Regions from separate parts of the Homo sapiens genome. Here regions 2 and 3 are each linked to region 1. Evidence: chromatin contacts called from ENCODE Hi-C or POLR2A ChIA-PET data. All regions are on one chromosome and are shown on one strand. The core of a region is the stretch at or near the end of the contact, and the rest is flanking DNA. Distances in the headings are between cores, read along the strand shown.

Region 1 (2,937 bases), core at 77-2,576:
CCCTTTGCAAGTAAATAACCAAGTATCACTAAACATTTGAGGAAAGCCTGCAATCTGAAAGAGGAAGATTATGATAATGAAAGAGGAAAAGTGCCCCCGGAGGAAACATATATCAAGGAGTAGAAGAGAACTGCTAAAAGTTCTGGAAAAACAAAAGCACTGTAAAAAGCTACTGGTAATTAGTATTGATCAAAGATTTCAGGAGATACTGCTTCCATTAATTGAGAACCAGACACAATGTAAAAGGAACAGCCAGAATAGGAACGAGCTCTTGAAGATGAATAATTACTGCCAATATAAATTTGTTGGAAGGGTTCAAAGTCAAAGAAATTTCCTAAAATGTAGAACAAAAGAAGAAATGTCATGGAAGGTTTGAAAGACGTAAGTAAGGCCCAGAGGGACTGTTCTAGGAGATCTAGCACCCAGCGAATAAGAATTCCAGCAAGAACTAAAAACCAAGAGGAGGAAATTAAAGAAATAATAGAGAAGAATTTCCCCTAGCTGAAGGAGAAATGTCTTTAGACTGAAGGGACTCAGCATATAAATGAAAAAAGATCTATATCTAGACATATTCTCATGAAATTTCAAAAACAATGACAGGATAGGAGTGTTAGAGTTCTCATCTAGTAAACCGGGGAGATTATAGTTTGTGGTTGCTATAAGAGGGAAATGGGGGGTTCATTATACCACTTAGATGAGTGATACAACTATATTGGGAGGTGGGGAGAGGTTGGGGAAGGCAAGAGAGCTAAATTCAAGTCTGACAACAGGGAATGGGCAAATAATATCTAAAACTTATGAGATGTGGAGGTAACCACCAAAAGATAAAACACAAATGAAACAGTTATTTCTTCTAGGCGAATAGGATTAGTAGGGGTGGAGAGGTGTCAAATGAGGAGACTTCTACTTCTCATTGTAATTTCTTCCTTCTGTTCTGTACTCCTCATTTGTAATCATGTAATTACATGGTTCTTTCTGAAATAATACTTTCTGAAAATTACTTTTCTTAAATACCTAATAAATATTAGGTTATAAAAGTTACATATAAATGAAAGATATCAGCTCTTGAAGAAGGTCCTGATGTTAAAATTATACTGTGGTTTGCTACAAGTGGGCTTAGCTGACAGTGATCGGACAGTTTTAAAACTTGACCTTTCATATATTTGTTAAATTGCATCTCTCACATCTTTGACTCATGGAGAAATAAGAATCATGAATTCTCTACAGTATACTCATCAACAATAAAATACAGAAATGACACAGTTAAGTGACATTGAGTCATAACTTCCCTTTTTACCCACAAGTTTAAGAGCCAGTGAGTAAACAAAGTGACCAAATTATGTTAAATGGGAATGAGGATAAACCTCCTAAGCAGTATACGAACTGAAGAGACTAGGGTTAAATCACGTGCTCCCTCTGAGTCTTCCTGCATTGTAGTTTTTAAAAATACCCAAGTGGTGTTCATATAGCTTCCCATTGTAAAATACTTGACTACATTTAAAAAAAAAAGCAGTACGTAAGCTCTCCTTCATGAATGCAGACATTTTCCTCTCTCCAGAGGTAACATATCAACAATTTGTTATTTCTCCTTCCAGACTGTTTTCTGTGCCTTTATCTATATATCTGAACAAATATATGTGAGGTTGAGTTTTCTGTACATTTGATTCTATTTTTTGCTTGTTTTTAAATTATATCATACAAATTGTATTGTTCTCCAACTTGCTTTATTCCTCCTTAGTTTTGGTTTCGGATAACTATAATTTTTATGTTTTTAAAATAAGGCCAGAATTTAATGTACCATTTCAACCCAGCTTCTTAAATGGGTTGTTGGGCTTGCTTTTATTTTATTTATTATTTTATTCCTTTATTGAAGATTAACATAATACAGAAAAAGTACACAAATACTAAGTGTGGAGCTGAGTGAATTTTTACAAAGTATACAAATCTGTGCAGCCACCATCCATGTTTAGATCTAAAGCCAGCACTTCTCGCCTCCCCAGAAGCCCCCTCCCAGGCATTCTGCACTCCCCACTGAGATCACCAGATTTGAGGTGCTCTTTGGATTCTACTTGTTGGCATAAATGGCTGATCACAGTGTCTGTATGTGAATGTGTGATTCAATGTTGATTTAGTATAACACTGGTCTCAGAACCCCTTTATACTCTTAAAAAAATTATCAAGGGTTCTGCCGGGTGCAGTGGCTCACGCCTGTAATCCCAGCACTTTGGGAGGCTGAGGTGGGCAGATCACAAGGTCAGGAGATCGAGACCATCCTGGCTAACACGGTGAAACCCCGTCTCTACTAAAAATACAAAAATTAGCCAGGTGTGGTGGCAGGCGCCTGTAGTCCCAGCTACTCGGGAGGCTGAGGCAGGCGAATGGCGTGAACCCGGGAGGCGGAACTTTTAGTGAGCCCAGATCGCACCACTGCACTCCAGCCTGGGCGACAGAGTGAGACTCCGTCTCAAAAACAAAAATAATAATAATTATTATTATTATTATCATCAAGGGTTCCAAATGAGTTTTTGTTTACGTTTGTTATATCTAATGATTTGTATTGTGTTAGAAATTAAAACTGAGAAAACTTTAAAACACAGGAACACACAAACACGTTATTTTAGCCATCAGAATGATGTAATTACAAGTCATGTGGCCTCAGGAAAAGTACATACGGTATATAACGAGGGAATGAGAGTTTTAAAAAAAACCATGGTGCTCAGTATTATGAAAATGATTTGACCTTATGGGTTCTGTGGAAGAACCTCAGAGACTCCCAGGGCTTCCCCCAGACCATACTTTGAGAGCTGCTCGTTTAAAATATGTGTAAGTTATTTAAACCTTTGATTCATTGTCCTCACAGAGAACGTCAGGATGCAGATGGGCAAATGAAAGAGCTCCAGGATCAGCTCGAAGCAGAACAGTATTTCTCAGTAAGTT
Region 2 (2,969 bases), core at 125-2,624, 170 kb before region 1:
TAAAAAATTAGCCAAGTGTGGTGATGCATGACTGTAGTTCCAGCGTCTCGGGAGGCTGAGGTGGGAGAATTGCTTGAACCCAGAAGGTCTAGGCTGCAGTGATGCCATGATGTAGCCATGATGACGTGTAGCCATGATGACGCCACTGCACTCCAGCGTGGGTGACAGAGCAAGACCCTGTCTCAATGATCACTGATTTCCTAAAGCTCCTTTAATTCCTGCTGGTAATACATGGTTACCGTATGCCAGAGCTGAACAAAACAAGGCATGGTGGGGGGCTCCCAACAGCCCAGGGTGTGGCCCAGCCTCAGTAAGAGAAGCAACCTTTCTGGAAGCTTCCAGTCAATGCCAGGCTTCTCTCTCTCCTGCCCATGGCATTTCGAACTCCCACTGTACAACAGATCAATTAGGGTCCCTTGCATCCTGTAGAGATCTCTGTACTGAGGGCCAGAGCCATGTCTGACTTGTCCTTGTCCCCATGGCCTCCTGCAGGCTCTGGGGCACAGCAGATGCCCAGTCAATGTTTACTGAACAAAGGAGGTGGTGAGGGACTCAGTGAGCCTGGCTTAGGCTGTACGCACAGGGCAGGGAGTGAGGTGGGTCCCCTGCCTCCCTTCCCAGAGCTCAGCCACTAGGCAGTGACAGGAGGCATCTATGGGTGAAAGGGAGCAGGCAAGAACCTCACCGCTGCCTGCCTGAATTCTTGTTTATTAAGGGTCTGATCTGGGCCCAGCACCTTTCATATAGTATCTCATTTAGTCTTCTCCTTGGCCCAAATGTGGTGAGAAAACGAGGCTCAGAGAGGCAAAATAGCTTGCCCGGGGTTGTATACGGTTAAGAAGCTCTGCAGGGGCTCATTCTGACTCGAATGGGCCCTCGTTCTGCTTTTAAGGAGAAGGAGCCAGCCTGAACCAGGTAGCCCCTGCTGAGTCCCCACAGGCCCACCGAGACCCTCCCTCATCAGAGGACTGAGAGGAAAGTTCCCAGGAAGTCCAGTGGCTATTTTAGGGGAAGGGACGGGCCATTTATCACAGCAGACAACATTCCCACTTGCTGCTACAACAAACATGGCTATTTCAGAGACTTCAGGCTGGAAAAAGCCCAGGGAGGAAGGGCAGCTTAGCCCGGTTTCGTTTTTGTGAATAAGAGAATGACAGCCATAGAAATAAGGCTGACAGTTCCGAGAGCGTTGGAAAGGGAAACATTTGTGCTTCATCACTCAACCCAGAAACTCTGGCAGAGTTCTAATCTCTGATGGACTCTGTCTGCTTAAAGGCAAAAAAATAATAACCATGAGTGGAGTGGGGAGCATTTCATCGCGTGACACATCAAACACCACCCTTCGCCCCGAGATGACGTCCGAGCCTGCAGAAGCCCTCTCTGTGTGGCTCCAAACACTGAGCATGATTAAATGGGTCATAAATGTTTGCAACCTGGCTGCAAAGGAGGGGAACAAACCGTTCTCCAGGGAGGTTGGAGGCCAGGCCCCTCCTAATCAGAAGGTGATTTTGGCTTTCAACAGGCCAAGGTTTCATACCTTACCACATTTTCTCACTTCCTTAAATGTTCTTTCTCTAATAATTCTGTTTTGTTGTTTGTTTGTTTTGAGACAGTCTCCTGTCTTGGCCCCCCGAGTAGCTGGGATTACAGGTGTGTGCCACCATGCCTAGCTAATTTTTGTATGTTTAGTAGAGACAGGGTTTCACCATGTTGGCCAGGCTGTTCTCGAACTCCTGACCTCAAGTGATCTGCCCACCTCAGCCTCCCAAAGTGCTGGAATTACAGGCATGAGCCACTGCGCCCGGCCTTTCTCTAATAATTCTAAATGTGGGCCACAATCAGGCATTCAACAAATGTTACTGAGCATTGGCCGGGGCAACATGGGGGCAGTCAACCCAGGAGGTCCAAGGAAGTTCCTGGACCTGGGGAAGCTAAATGGATAGGAATTCCCCAAGATGACCTGCCAGACAGTGGGGTCTTGGGTCTTGATGACTAGACCTTCATTAAAAAAATGTTTTTTAAAAACATTTTTTCTTAGAGACAAATTTTTTAAAAACATTTTTTCTTTCTCATTCTGTCGCCCAGGCGGGAGTGCAGTGGTGTGATTACAGCTCACTGCAACCTTAAACTGCTGGACTCAAGCCACTCTCCTGCCTCAGCCTCCCTCGTAGCTGGGACTACAGGCACTCACCACTGCACCTGACTATTTTTTAAAAGTTTTTGTAGAGACGGGGTATCATTATGTTGCCCCGGCTGGTCTTGAAGTCCTGGCCTCAAGTGATCCTCCCGCCTGCGCCTCCCAAAGTGCTGGGATTACAGGCATGAGCCACGTGCCCAGTCCCGAGACCTTCATTTTTCTAAAAAAATTTTTTAAATATTCTTTTAAAGTAAATGTCCTGTGGCATCCGGCCAGCTACAGTTGCACTGAAAAGAAACACAAGATGTACCTGCCTCTCCCCAGAGGCTCTGGTTGCACGGAGGTTCAGGGGAAGGCAGACAGGGAGGAGGGGCTGCTGTTGACCTGCGTTCCCTGCTCTGATCTCTCGCTTATTCCTTTGCAAATCTCTTCTGAGCCATTGCGCCATCTGAGCTTCATAACGGCCTTGTGAAGAGAAACCATGAGATACAGAACAAAAGCAAAGGCTTCCTGTAGAGAAGCCATAGGGCTTTGAGATAAAACTGAACCTATTTTTTACCAAGGTTTATTGTTTCTCTTTCTCAAGTACTGTACCATTGTTTTTTAATAACAGCTTTATTAAGCTATAGTTCACATACTATAAAATGTCCCCCTTTTAAGTTGTACAAGTCAATGGTTTTTAGTGCAGTCACAGAGTTGGATAACCATCACCATTGTCTAATTCTAAAATATTTTTATTACTCTAAAAAGAAATCCTGTACCTATTAGCAGTCACTCTCTACTCCCCGCTTCTCTGGGCCACTTTTTTGAAGGGAACAGCTGATGCCACCTC
Region 3 (3,161 bases), core at 536-3,035, 240 kb before region 1:
GTTATTGTTAAGAAATATCTATTAAATTGTACAGGATTTATCATTCAAACCAGTTGTGACCTGGCACTCTAGAAGCTGAGCACAGATGTTCTCTAGCCCACTTGTAGTACCAGGAAGTCATAGCAAGGGCAGGTGAGGCTCTGAGACCGTCTGAGAGGCTGCATCTCCACAGACTCACCCTGGTATAAGATCACAATGAGGTGTGGAGTGGGAGGGAGCAGTGGTGTATGTGTGTCTAGCCCAGGCCTAACTGCATTAAAGGGGAGAAAACAGACTTTGTTATAGTTGAAGCAGCTCCCAATTAAAGCAATCATTTATAACTGGGGCTGTTCCTTAAGAATTTAGCATAATTCCCAGTAGAAGCACTGAAGTTGCCTGATACCTTACGGAAAAAAAGTATTTTGATTAATCCTGAGGAAATCTGAAATCAAAGGATGTGAATATCATAATGAGTTAATTAGTCCTTTATAAATAATGTAAACGATTTTTTTGACATTTTACTTGAGATATATTTTGATCTTTTCCTGTTCTTTCAACTGGACAAAAGAATGGCCCTTCCATTATCTCAAGACCTGTTCATTGGTCTGGAAATCCAAGCACATATTTATCCTGTGAGACTCTAGGGTATTCTGGAGTTCTGTGTCATCAAAACACTGATTTTTGACTGAAATACGGCCTCCTTGAAGGGTCAGCTCCTGAGTAGAAAAAGACAGGCTCTTGAGTACTGAGGTTTTCACATGATAGCTCTGAAGCCATTACTGCAGGATCACATGTAGCTGTCTTCAGCATGGGAATTGGCCAGTGCTGTAATGTGACTACAGCTAAGGTGATTTTCTCAAATGTCTCGAAATTTTTGCAGTTCTAGTGAGTGAAAAAATATGATTTATTATTTCATTCATCTTGACGATTCCTGTGTCCTTTGCTAGGACTCTATCACAGTGCACATAAGGAGCACCAACGGACCTATCGATGTCTATTTGTGTGAAGTGGAGCAGGGTCAGACCAGTAACAAAAGGTCTGAAGGTGTCGGGACCTCTTCATCTGAGAGCACTCATCCAGAAGGCCCTGAGGAAGGTAAATATACCAGTGATTCTGACAGTATTTTAATTAAGCATGCATAATTTTATTAATGTGTATTATGGCCTTAAGATATTTTTACTCTTCCTAGCCACAAAAACATGAGTAAAAAATTACAGCATAACTCTTACTGTAGTTTAGAATATTTCTGTGAACATTATAGTTAAATTTCTGTAGTTTTGGTAGCAGTGAAAACTTAGAATTCTGTTTGGTCCCATGGTGATACCAACTTGCGATGGTCTCTGAATAGGGCAGGCTTTCAGTCAAACAGCAGCTCCACTCGGCCAAAGAGCCTGCCCATGACCTGGCCGGGAGACTTCCCCTTCTGCACATCTTGGAGAAGGGAAGGGGCTAGACCTGCTTGACCCAGGCAGTCAAATACCCACTCAACTCAGCCAACAGCCCACTCCACAAGAGTCAGTCCTCAGTTGCACATTTCTAAGGACGTCGCCTCTGGACCCATCTGGCCAGAGCAGTGACTCCATCTAACCTCGGAACCCAGCTTGCAGTGCTGTCCAACAGCAGATCCCAAATAGTGGAATTGCCTGAGCAGGGGACCAGCATCCTGTGACCGGCCTGGGCAGAAGCCATCACAGTACCCAGCCAACAGCTCCACCGACATCCGAACAAAGACCCAGCCAACTGGAGAACTTGACAAGCACTGCGGGCCAGGGTGGTCTTCAGGTGGCCCTTGCAGAGCCACAGGCTGGACCGATAGGAAGCTTTCACTGACGAAGAATACCTGTAATGACCAGAAGAGGGGGCTGTTGCCCACATGCAGACAACAGCACAAAGACACAAGGATTACGAAGACTGGGGGAGTCGTGACGGCTCCAAAAGAAACTAATAAAGCCCTAATAAGGGAAGGTTTCCTCCATTCTCGGACGGGTGCTTTCAGGTACAAGTTAGAGTTCCAGTTTATTCTTGAGAGGCTGAAAAAATTAGCCTTATGCCATTAACCTGAGAATACGTGTTCTTGACCAGGCATCTTCAGGGTTTTCTGAAGTAGTCAGATTGTGTATTCTTTTACGTATTTGCCTATCAGACCTTCACTTAGGTGTATTCACTTAGGTGTATTTCTCTCTCGTGTTCTTTTCCAGAAGAAAATCCTCAGCAAAGTGAAGAATTGCTTGAAGTAAGCAACTGATGGCATTTGAGAATTTATGTATCACTGAGTTTTTTGGGAATATCTTCGTGGAGAATTACGCATCAAATTTGATTCTCAGAGCAATAAATTATCCATGAAGTGCTCTCGTTCTCAGTAGCGGCATCATGGCCAGTAGTGTCTTTGAGGAGTTCACCACTTAGATTACTGAGTAATTGTGGTTTCCACATTTGAAAACAACTCCTTTTATAATTATTCACTGCTTTTTGTCAGTGAAATAGACATCTTGCCTCCTGAAGTAGCTTCATCACAGAGTGTCATGAAGACAGACAGTCAGGCTGAAATGGACAGTTCTTTGTGGACTCTACCCTTCCCTTCAAGGAGTATGTCATATATCACAAAAGAAATTGCCTTACACTGGTTCATGTTTGCAGTTACTGTTGTACATTGCATAGATGTACACACGAATTTAAATGTGATGTCTTTGTATATATCTGTATAATGTTGAGATTACTTACGAAATATGTCTGAGTGACACTTTTCACCCTTGTACAGCCAAAATAATGTATATATGGAAAGTGACAGACAAATTCTCTAATCTCTTTGGTACCTATAACTTATTAGAATCCTCTGGATGAGGGTTAGAAGAGACTTTTTCCAAACTTCTACATGTAGAAGTATCATAAATGTGCTACACATTTATGTTTGTGGATTTAATTAAAGTATTTTAATATGGTTTTCAGTGCTAAAATTGGAGTCAGATACTTCTTGGTTTTAAGCTGTCTACCTAATTGCTGTCTCCCAGCAGACTGGTGGCATGCCCAGTGGCTTTGGGGGCAAGGATAGAAATGCCATCAGGAAATAGCTGAATTCATTGTGAAACATGAATTCAGTCATGGTGATAATTGGAAACTCCTTTCAGGTTTTTGCAAGTAGATTTTGTAATGTTTGTGTATGCAGCCTTGCTGTTGAGTCAGTC

Evidence for each region. A loop is a pair of places that touch in the nucleus more often than their neighbours do. ChIA-PET counts read pairs that join two places held with the same protein, here RNA polymerase II (POLR2A). Pooled maps may share reads with other maps.
Region 2: a pooled map shows a loop between it and region 1 (2.1-fold over the local background). The contact joins two enhancer-like sites. A Hi-C loop is called at or near these places in 2 of 50 pooled maps. POLR2A ChIA-PET finds 5 or more read pairs at or near these places in 3 of 52 experiments (H1, IMR-90 and PC-3).
Region 3: a loop to region 1 is called in a pooled map, with 2.4 times the contacts of the local background. The contact joins two enhancer-like sites. A Hi-C loop is called at or near these places in 2 of 50 pooled maps. POLR2A ChIA-PET finds 5 or more read pairs at or near these places in 4 of 52 experiments (CD4-positive, alpha-beta T cell, OCI-LY7, RWPE1 and 1 more).

The regions. Positions count from the first base shown.
Region 1 is chr2:11,202,045-11,204,981 of GRCh38, reverse strand. It overlaps ROCK2 (Rho associated coiled-coil containing protein kinase 2), which reads left to right. Exons shown (of 33, transcript NM_004850.5): 21 at 2,861-2,930. Among named protein-coding and RNA genes, the nearest start is that of SLC66A3, 48 kb to the right of the region's middle. RefSeq lists a silencer at 1,185-1,479. Within about 2 kb of position 1,326, at least 5 of the 41 ENCODE cell types and tissues checked have a DNase peak (open chromatin) inside an H3K27ac peak, as active enhancers do.
Region 2 is chr2:11,376,581-11,379,549 of GRCh38, reverse strand. No RefSeq gene overlaps it. Among named protein-coding and RNA genes, the nearest start is that of LINC00570, 16 kb to the left of the region's middle. RefSeq lists an enhancer at 1,140-1,349. Within about 2 kb of position 1,374, at least 11 of the 41 ENCODE cell types and tissues checked have a DNase peak (open chromatin) inside an H3K27ac peak, as active enhancers do.
Region 3 is chr2:11,445,540-11,448,700 of GRCh38, reverse strand. E2F6 (E2F transcription factor 6) reads left to right here. Exons shown (of 7, transcript NM_198256.4): 6 at 927-1,074; 7 at 2,178-3,161. The coding sequence ends at 2,224. Among named protein-coding and RNA genes, the nearest start is that of E2F6, 19 kb to the left of the region's middle. Within about 2 kb of position 1,785, at least 2 of the 41 ENCODE cell types and tissues checked have a DNase peak (open chromatin) inside an H3K27ac peak, as active enhancers do.